Linked DNA regions of Homo sapiens: region 1 is linked to region 2. The links are chromatin contacts, found by Hi-C or POLR2A ChIA-PET in ENCODE. All regions are on one chromosome and are shown on one strand. The core of a region is the stretch at or near the end of the contact, and the rest is flanking DNA. Distances in the headings are between cores, read along the strand shown.

Region 1 (4,964 bases), core at 965-3,464, 37 kb before region 2:
TGGGCTCAGAGGTCAGAGAAACCGTGGAAGACTTGCAGCTGTCCTGGTGGAGCAATGTGGGGACAGGTTGCTTTTTACTAATAGGCCTTGTGTATCTTAATCACTGGCCTCTTTGTAGCCAGCTGTTGCACTGCTGGAAGGGGACTAGTCCTAAGACCAGCATTGCTGTAATACCTCTTCCTCTTACTGATTTCCTTGATTCATAAAGAGGCTCAGGCCTGTGGCCTTCAAGACGTGTATGTGTGAGAGAATCCTCAATTCTAGTAAAAATTGCCACAAAATATGCATTTTGACTTCAGAGGACATATTTAGTATTTAAGCATTCCTATAGGAGTACTATTTTCCTGATTAGAGCAGTGGATAAGATGTGTTGCTATAATTTTGGGAGGAGTGAGGCGTTCTAGCTAACAACTTTGCTCTGCCTTTGCTGACTTTTAACCATTGTCTTGCACTAATGATACCTGTATGCTTCTTGAAGTACTATTCAATGGGAGTGCCCCAAAATATAGGCTCTATATGTTCTTCACAAATGACTTGAATTGCAATCGTATGTCCAAATGATTACTTGATATTGTTGATTGGAAAGTCTGAGCATTTAAAATTTTGTGTGCTCATAATTATATAAATGTATATTACAAAACTCTGAGTGTTTGATGTAAGTTTGCTGTACACTTCCCCCAAGTTCAGACAGCTTTGCTAGTGCTGACAGTAGCATAATTTACATTCCAATTAAACGTGACACATTAGGGCCTTTCAAAAAAAAAAAAAAGAGCTACTTTCATGCACAGGCCTCAAACCTAGTTTTATGCTGTGATTAATCCCCAATTTCTATATCAACTCTCATATATCACCAGTTATGGTCTTGTGTTTGAGTAAATTACTTCAGTGGATGGATGGTCCTCTTACTGTTTTCCATTCCAGAGTTTTGCACTTCCAATGTGATGACCGTAGTCCCTACATGACAGTGACAGGCACCGTTCTAGCTTGCATGGAGCCAGCCACCTCTGCAGAGTGGTACAGAAAATGGTTTTATTTCCAAAATCTCTCCCCTTCATCTCTCCCATTGTGGTACAACCCATTTTGTACCAAAAACAGTTTGACCACTAATATCAAGAATTCTACAAAGGTTTTTCCTTTTTACCTATAATTTCATTTCTTGTATCTTTTATCTTTGTATCTTGTATCTTTAGGTCATTTCCTAAAGAAATGACCCTCAACCTAGAATAAGTTTGTATGGACACAGATGTGGCTCAAGCCTGACTCCCCATGAGAATAAGGTAGAAAGGATTTCACTATCCAACTACAGGAGAATTAAGTGAGCTATGGCATGCCTACCTGATGAAATTTTATATGGCTGTTAAACATGCTTGTGGAGTTTGTGAAATAACAGGAGAATGTGTGCATGATATGTTAATAGAAAGAATCAAAATACAAAAAAATTCTTTATCAAATATAAGTAAGGCAACCCCCATAAAATGATGGAGGGGCAAGGAGCGCGATACCGAGGCCCAGACCCTGAAAGAGAAAGTATGCAAGTCTTAGATGGTGACTGTGTTTTGGTCATGGTGTCATGACCGATTTGTTTTTTCTGCTGTTTTAAAAATGTTTTTCAAATGTCTTTGTGTGTATATGTTACCTTCCTAATACTTTTTAGAAGTTAGTCGCTGCTCTCCTCCCGAAGATGAGTTCCCTTCCCCTTCAGAGGCCCGGTACCTCCATGCCTGGGCTGCCTGCCTAGGACCCCTGCCACACAGTCCACCTCGATGCCAGAGCTTGCAGTATGTGCCTTTTTCTTCCATGTTAACACAACTTTCCTACCTATTGTTTTTGAAATCCCCTACCTCCTAAACCAATCTTAGAAATACATTTCTACTAAAGCATTAAATTATTCTTGACAATGTTTTCTTTTTCAACGAATACATATGCATTTCTAATGAAATTTCTGGAGTTACCATCTTTAATTCAAGGGAAGGCTTCTCATGGTGGCGATTTTTGTGGGGACCAGTGAAAGGGATGTTTTTGAATAAATGTTTGAATCGCTTAACACCCTATAAATCAAATCATGCCCAATCCATCTATATTTAGGCCTCGTCATGGGTAGGTGATTAATGAATATGTTTCATGCTAATGTCTCGCAGACCGAGGCTGCGTCCGTAACCACATAATCATCACAGTGGAAATTCTGACTCAGCTGTGACGTTTGGTAGGCGGGACCTTTGAATGGTGCTTTAGACAATTCCGTGCAAAGGCTGTAGTCAGTGGCCCAGCTTTGCAAGTCTTTCCAAAAGTCCTAAAGCGCACTAGCATGTCCTCACTTGGCCCTGTCACCTCTGCTTAAATTTTTTCATGGAGAATACTCACTCCCAATCATGGTACATTAAGGTGAATTTGATCTTGGGCAGCCTCCCTCAGTGGAGTGAATCAGAATCATGGGATTCCCCTGGACTCCAGCTTCCTGGTGGGTTTATTTTTATGGAACATTCCTCTGGAGAAAGAGGCAGCCGCTCTGTAAAGGGCTAGACCTCTTCTGCACGTGATCAAAGTAGCCCTAGAGAATATCTTCTTGTATGGAATGATTTTTATGACATGATGGCTTTGGGAGTTTTCTTGAAAAATTAAAGGAAGAATCTTTCTAAGGAGTCCTACTACCATGAAAGGAAACTATCAAAAACATCCCAGGCAGATAAGAACTAAATCAGTTTTAAAGTCACCAAGAAAACAACACTTCCATGGCCTCATTTGATCTTTAGCACTTGACCAGGAAAACTAGAGCTATCTTTTAGGCTTAATTCCAACGACTTCCCCATTTTGGCGTTCTTTCTGTAGCTTAACTTCTTAAACAAGTGGCTACAGAATCTTTCTCCATTTACCTCACGCCTCTCCAAGCTGGCTTTTTCCCCGCACCCCCAACTTCCCTGGAACTGCTTTTGAGATTACAAGTGACCTCTGTGTCACTAGAATCAGTGTTATTTCTCTGTCTTCATCTCACTTGATCCTTCTGCACAGAGCTGACTGCTCTTTCTTTCCTGCAATTCTGTTTTCTTCTCAGGTCATGTAACTCCAGACCTTCACTTTCCTACTGACCAGCTCTTCTCTGTTCATTGCTGGCCTCTCCTCCACTGTGCACATGCCCCAGGGTTTGTCCTGCAACACCTTCTCTTCCTTGGCTGTATTCTCCCCATGGCAATTCATATTTTGCTATCACTTTAAATACCAATTTTATACCAATGACTTCCTGGCATGTGTGTCTACTCCAGCCATGAGTCCCAGACTGCAGACTTTTATATATACTTGAGTGTCTAATTCACATTTCAAACTTAATGTGCTCTAAATAACACCTTTGATTTTCCACCTCGAGCTTGCTCATGACTCCCTCCCTTACTCTGATTAAATCTCTAGTCAAATAGCTTCACAGTGAGACTTTTCCTAACTACTTTAAGTAAAATTGCAAGCCCCTTATGTCTGTGACACTTTTCCTAACCAGGCTGGTCACCAGCCTTTTCACCGTTCACCTGAGTGTGTAACCTGGGATACCTTTGGGGCCCAGAAGCTTTTCTCCCCTACGCACACTCTTTCCTTTACACCAAAATCTGAATGCAGAACACCAGTGATCTGAGGAGAGAAGGTCCCACAGCTCCAGACATGCTACACCACTTAACTCATTCAAATGGCCCGTGCGTTCTCATCATGTATTACTTTTATTCATGACATTTCACCTTAATTCTCTTTCCTCACTGTGGTTGAGGGCTAGCTCCTCCTTGACCTTTGCAGTTCAACTCATAAGTTTTCTCTCCTGGAGAGCCTTTCCTGGCTACTAACTCCTGGCCCAGTCTGAAATAGAGGCCTATACCCAGCGTTCCATCACACCACACTATATCACAATTTGTTCATTTCCTTGTTTCTCATTGTTGCTAGACTGTGAATGTTTTTTAGAGGAGAAATGACCAGTAGGTCTCATTAAATATTTGTCCCCAACATTTAGCTCAGTGGCATACAGCAGATACTTGGTAAGTATTTTGAATGTATGAATGTTTATGGAACCCGGACAGGGATTTAAAAAAAAATGTGTATCTCGTATCTGAATGAGTGAATGTGAGTGAAAGTGGGTGAATGAGTGAATGTCAGTGTACTTGTGTCTTCTCCAGCCCCTGCCTCCATCTACATGTATTATACAAATGAAGAGAGATGTTTTTCACGTGTCGGTGTATGTGCATATGTCTGTGTCTACATATACATACATACAGTCATGTGTCACTTAACAACTGGGATATGTTCTGAGAAATGTGTCGTTAGGCAATATCATCATTGTGCAAACATCATAGAGTGTACTTACACAAACATAGATGGTGTAGCCTACTTCACACCTAAGCTAGATGGTATAGCCTATGGCGTCTACGCTACAAATCTGCACAGGTTTCTATACTGTTACAGTCCCCAACATTATTCAGTAGAATACTGAATATAGTTAACAGTATATTACAGTACTACTGGCTGTACTATACTGTAACTGTATTCAGTATTCTGCTGAATACTGTAGGCAATTATAACACAATGGTAAGCATTTGTGTATCTAAACAAAGGAAAGGTAATGCCTTGCTCTACAGTGTTACAAAGGCTACATCATCACCGGACTATCAGAATTTTTCAGCTTCATTATAATTTTATGGCACCATTGTTTTATATGTGGTCCATTATTGACAGAAGCATCATTCTGAGGTACATGAGTGTACATGTACTACAGCCAAATTCTGTCAAGACACTAATATCCATACTGCACATGTGTAAGTTTCTCCCCTTTAACTGGTAGTTTATTCATTTATTTAGCAAATACCCATGGAACAGCTTTCACTAGATAGACATTACAGTAGATGCTGGAGATTTAACAGTAAGAAAAATACAGTTTCTGCCTAATGAGGGAGACAATCCAATAATCATGAAAAGGGGAAAGGTATACAGTGCTATGA
Region 2 (4,297 bases), core at 334-2,833:
GATGTTGCTCTGCTTCCAAACAAACCCAAACTAATTTAAATTCACAAACTCTAACAAAGGTGATGCCTTCCCTCTGAGAGTATCCAAAGCCACAAAGCCAAACTGCAATGGCAGTTTCAGAACAGCAAGACTTTTAAAAGCTTTGGTGTCATAATGTTATCATTTTGAAGGGTTCACCTGAATAAAAGCCTTAGATTTCTCTGTGTGGTGAATATGAAGCACCCATTCTAAAATTAACCAAGGTGATCAGAGGGAACTAGGGCTTCTCCCCTTTAAACAGTGATTCTGTTTTCAAGATCAGTGGAAATAAGAAAAAGATGGAAAACTATTTGTTCAAAGAAAGGTACTACCTAGATTACCTTTATTTTCTCACTTCTTGCTGCTGCTGCCTTGTCTTAGGGAAAAATTGCTGAAAATAATAACGGTGGGAGTAAGAGAAGGCTAAAAGGGAGATGAGTTTCAGCCACATTTGGAGAAAGGAAGAATTAGATGAACAGAGCTTGGATGATGGCAGTCGGTTTCTTTGTTTGGAGGAACTATTAATAGTCTTGATTTAGCCCTTGAGCTCCTGTTTTCTGTCTTTTGTTTGTGTTTTATCTGTCTGATTTTTTCCTCCTTGAGGCAGCTTGAAATGTGAAAGGGCAAGGGAACAGAGCTAACGTAGGGTGGAAACATGGTTATATGTAATTAAGGTCTTACTTCCTCAATTTGCTACTACTGAAGCCCAAGGGAGACCAAGTTCTGTTCCACACACCATGTGAGAGGAAGAGGTTGACTAAGATGAGCTAGGCAGTTTTATCAGCTTGTTGGTCAAGGGATGTAGGATCCTGAGATGGATTCAATATTTTGGTTGATATTAACAGAAATATAATTTTTAATTTTTTTCCAAAGAACCAGACAGAAGTTTAAGAAAAGAGTTTACCATCCAAGAATTTAATTTGCTTTTCATCAGAGTATGACAAAACAGGCATGCTAGGGTCCAGCCTCAACTAACCTGAGTTGGTGAAAGGAAACAGAACTGAATTGGAAATAAATGCCAGGAGGTTCTGAGAATCAGAAAAAATGATGAGAAGGGTCAGGGTGAAGATGACAAAGGGCGATGGTTCTCAAAATCCTGCTGCAGTGTGAGAAGTAGCTGCCTTTTAGTGTAAGGTCTGGGCTTATGGAGGAACCCAAGAGAGTAAGAATGGAGTCAGCAAATTCATATTTAAATGAATATGCCCACATTCCTTTGCCCTATTGATTCCAGAAGTTGAAATTGTGGCCTTTAATGTGTTTAAGCCCTTAGATCATTTGCTAAGAGTTCAGGGGGAAAAAAGCAGCTGGTTCATCTCTGGTATTTTCAGATGGGTTTTCTTTACAGAAGTTACTCATAAGTGGTATTTTCAATGGAGACCTTCAGAAAAAAGATGCTTGGATATCTCATCAGGTTTCAGAGAAGTGTTCAGACTTGTTAACCCTTTTAACTCAGCTAAATGTCCATTAAACCATAAAACAAAGTCCATTACACTTTTGGGCCGGGGACTTGAGTGACTGACTCACTCACCCTGGGATGTTGCTCATCTCCTGTATGGACTAATATTGGGGCTTATTAGATCATGGGGGTCAGAAGGCTCACTTCCTCTGTGCTTGGATGCTGGGGCTGTTTTGATGCTAGTTGGCTTTCTGTGGGTCTTCTCCCTTATCAGTAGAGGATACACCCCACTTCTCCAGATGAGTCCCTTATAAAACAGCTGCTGCTTCATAAGACATTCCCTTAACCCAAGCCCTTTCCTCCCTATCAGTTACACTAATTGAAGATCAAAACCATTTCCCCCCACCTCCCATTACGTATTTTCTACTTATCCTCTAAGAAAAGAATTACAGGTTAGGATTACTCTAGAAGTGGTAGCTGTCAGTAGAGGAATGACATCCTAAAATATGACCATTAGAGACAAGAAGAAATTAGAAAGCTAGCATGCAGTGGGCATTTAATAAACAGCTGCTGGGAGTGGTGGCGGTGGAGAAGAGCAGAGCAGAGGAGGAGGGGAGAAAGGAGGAGTTGTAAAGTGGGAAAAAGGAGCTAACACTTTAGAAGGACAAAATGGCGGCAAAAAAGTCTGTCCCTTGGTTTTCTCCCATTGACAAATCTAAGACTGATGATGTCTACCCTACTTCCTACCTCTCACAAAACAACATTAGAAGGCAACATATTTAGGTAACCCGGGGTCATAAAGGAGAGTTGAAATAGAAGCTTCAGCAAATAACCCCCGTATCATCAGGCCTTGGATTATCAGCAATTCCAAGCACTACCTGAGTCTCCATCTCAAAAAGCTCTTCCTTCTGCTGGCTGGAGTGCAGTGGCGCGATCTCAGCTCACTGCAACCTCCACCTCCCGGGTTCAAGCGATTCCCCTGCCTCAGTCTCCCAAGTAGCTGGGATTACAGGCACTCACCACCATGTCTGGCTAATTTTTTGTATTTTAGTAGAGACAGGGTTTCACCATGTTGGCCAAGATGATCTTGATCTCCTGACTTCATGATCTGCCCGCCTCGGCCTCCCAAAGTGCTGGGATTACAGGTGTGAGCCACCGCACCCAGCCCCCTCTGCCTTGAAAATACTCACAGCATCATCTCAACAGCCAATACACTGAAACCCCTCTCCACACTGAAGCACAGTTGTCTGTGAAGAAAAATTAGGGAAGCCATAGAGGAACAATAGCTCCTTTGCAAATTACAGCTTCATCAGAAGGAAAGTTGAGGCAGGCATATAGTATTTTATTTTATACACCACAAACAGACAACCCCTAGACTTGGAATTCAGAATTAACAAAAGCATTAAATCCATCGGGCTTTGAGAAGGGTCAATGTTTTTTCATATGTCTTCCCTGCTACCATTATTTGCATAACAAATCGCTGCAAAATGCATTCATGTCAGATGTTGGAAATAAACTCTTTGGGGTATAGCTATTTTTAAACAACCCATAGTTATACGGGTGTTTTTAAAACATTCAAAGCCTGAGTTTATGTTTCAAATCATAAGTGATCACAGGAACTCTATATTGTTGGTCTGGTGCTGACCTACAGAACAGAGTCTGAAGTCCCTCAGAAATGATGATGTTTTAAAGAGTTACAAAAGTTCACATTGGCTGTAGATTAAAGCCCTGTATTTCTAGGCAGGTACACAGAAATCCCTGGTGCCAGTTTCTACCTCCACTTTGGAGAGCATTGAACTTTCTTTGCAAATATTCAAAATACTTCCCCACCAGAAGATTTTACTTACTGACACCGGGAACAGGCATCCCCACCCACATTCTTCATCCTTAAGAATCAGAAGTTAGAAAAAAAAAAAAAAAGGCTGCATTCTTTGAGATTATTTGCATGAGTGGATTATTTGTGTCAGTCTCTGAGAGATTATCTTCATAGTCTCTAGTCTACTTGTCCAAGCTTACTATTCCCACAAAAGATTTTTCCTGTGGTCTAGGGAGTCTCATGATTGCCTCCCTGGACCTATGCAATACCAACCTCCCCACCCCACACACACTTTCCTCCCCTGCAGCCTCTGCAAAGCCCTGGCTCCTGGGGCTCCTTGAGCTTGGACTGCCAGCTCCACTTCCCGTGTTCTAGGCAAGCAGCAAATACCCTTCAAAACTGCCATCAAGCCCCACCTGTTTTATAAAAACTTCCCAAGCTTCCATGATATGTGCGTTATATTATTAGCAACGGTATTAGCCAGGTGCCTGTATTCCCAGCTACTCGGGAGGCTGAAGCAGGAGAATCACTTGAATCCAGGAGGTGGAGGTTGCAGTAGCCGAGATCATACCACTGCACTCCAGCCTGGTTGACACAGCGAAACCCTGTCTCAAAAAAAAAAAGTAAAAATAATATTAGCTAACATTTATTTAATACTCTCAGCCAAGTTTGATACTAAGTAATATCTCATTTCTCATTGAATAAAAAAACCCTTGAGGAAAGCACTATTATTATCTCCATTTTACAAAGGAGGAAATTGAACTCAGATGGGCTGGATCTATGTGACTTAAAGGAGGACCTCAATCAGGACAGGTTAAGAATCCAGCATGGGGGTTTGGTGCCTTGGACTAGAGTGGTTGAGTAAGTGGCGGGAGATTATAGTGGTGGGGGGTGTTTGGAGGATACAAACCACTAGACTTTTTGGTGGCTTGGATCCTGCCCTCCCGATCTGAAAGGTTACATTTCATCCCGTCTTTAGATGTCATTTGCACTACTTGAACACTCCCCAGGGCCCTCGCTGCTCCTACCCCTAATTGATTTCCACCTTTCTTCATATGTGAGTTCAC

The links. A loop is a pair of places that touch in the nucleus more often than their neighbours do. ChIA-PET counts read pairs that join two places held with the same protein, here RNA polymerase II (POLR2A). Pooled maps may share reads with other maps.
Region 1: a loop to region 2 is called in a map of B cell, with 2.8 times the contacts of the local background. The contact joins two enhancer-like sites. A Hi-C loop is called at or near these places in 3 of 168 maps with a recorded cell type or tissue (B cell, MCF 10A and breast epithelium), 1 of 37 single-sample maps with no recorded cell type and 2 of 50 pooled maps. POLR2A ChIA-PET finds 5 or more read pairs at or near these places in 6 of 52 experiments (AG04449, AG04450, BJ and 3 more).

What each region holds. Positions count from the first base shown.
Region 1 is chr15:32,867,846-32,872,809 of GRCh38, reverse strand. The region is part of intron 16 of FMN1 (formin 1); the gene reads left to right. Among named protein-coding and RNA genes, the nearest start is that of GREM1-AS1, 150 kb to the right of the region's middle. Within about 2 kb of position 2,214, at least 2 of the 41 ENCODE cell types and tissues checked have a DNase peak (open chromatin) inside an H3K27ac peak, as active enhancers do.
Region 2 is chr15:32,830,782-32,835,078 of GRCh38, reverse strand. All of the region lies in intron 17 of FMN1 (formin 1), which reads left to right. Among named protein-coding and RNA genes, the nearest start is that of GREM1-AS1, 110 kb to the right of the region's middle. Within about 2 kb of position 1,583, at least 2 of the 41 ENCODE cell types and tissues checked have a DNase peak (open chromatin) inside an H3K27ac peak, as active enhancers do.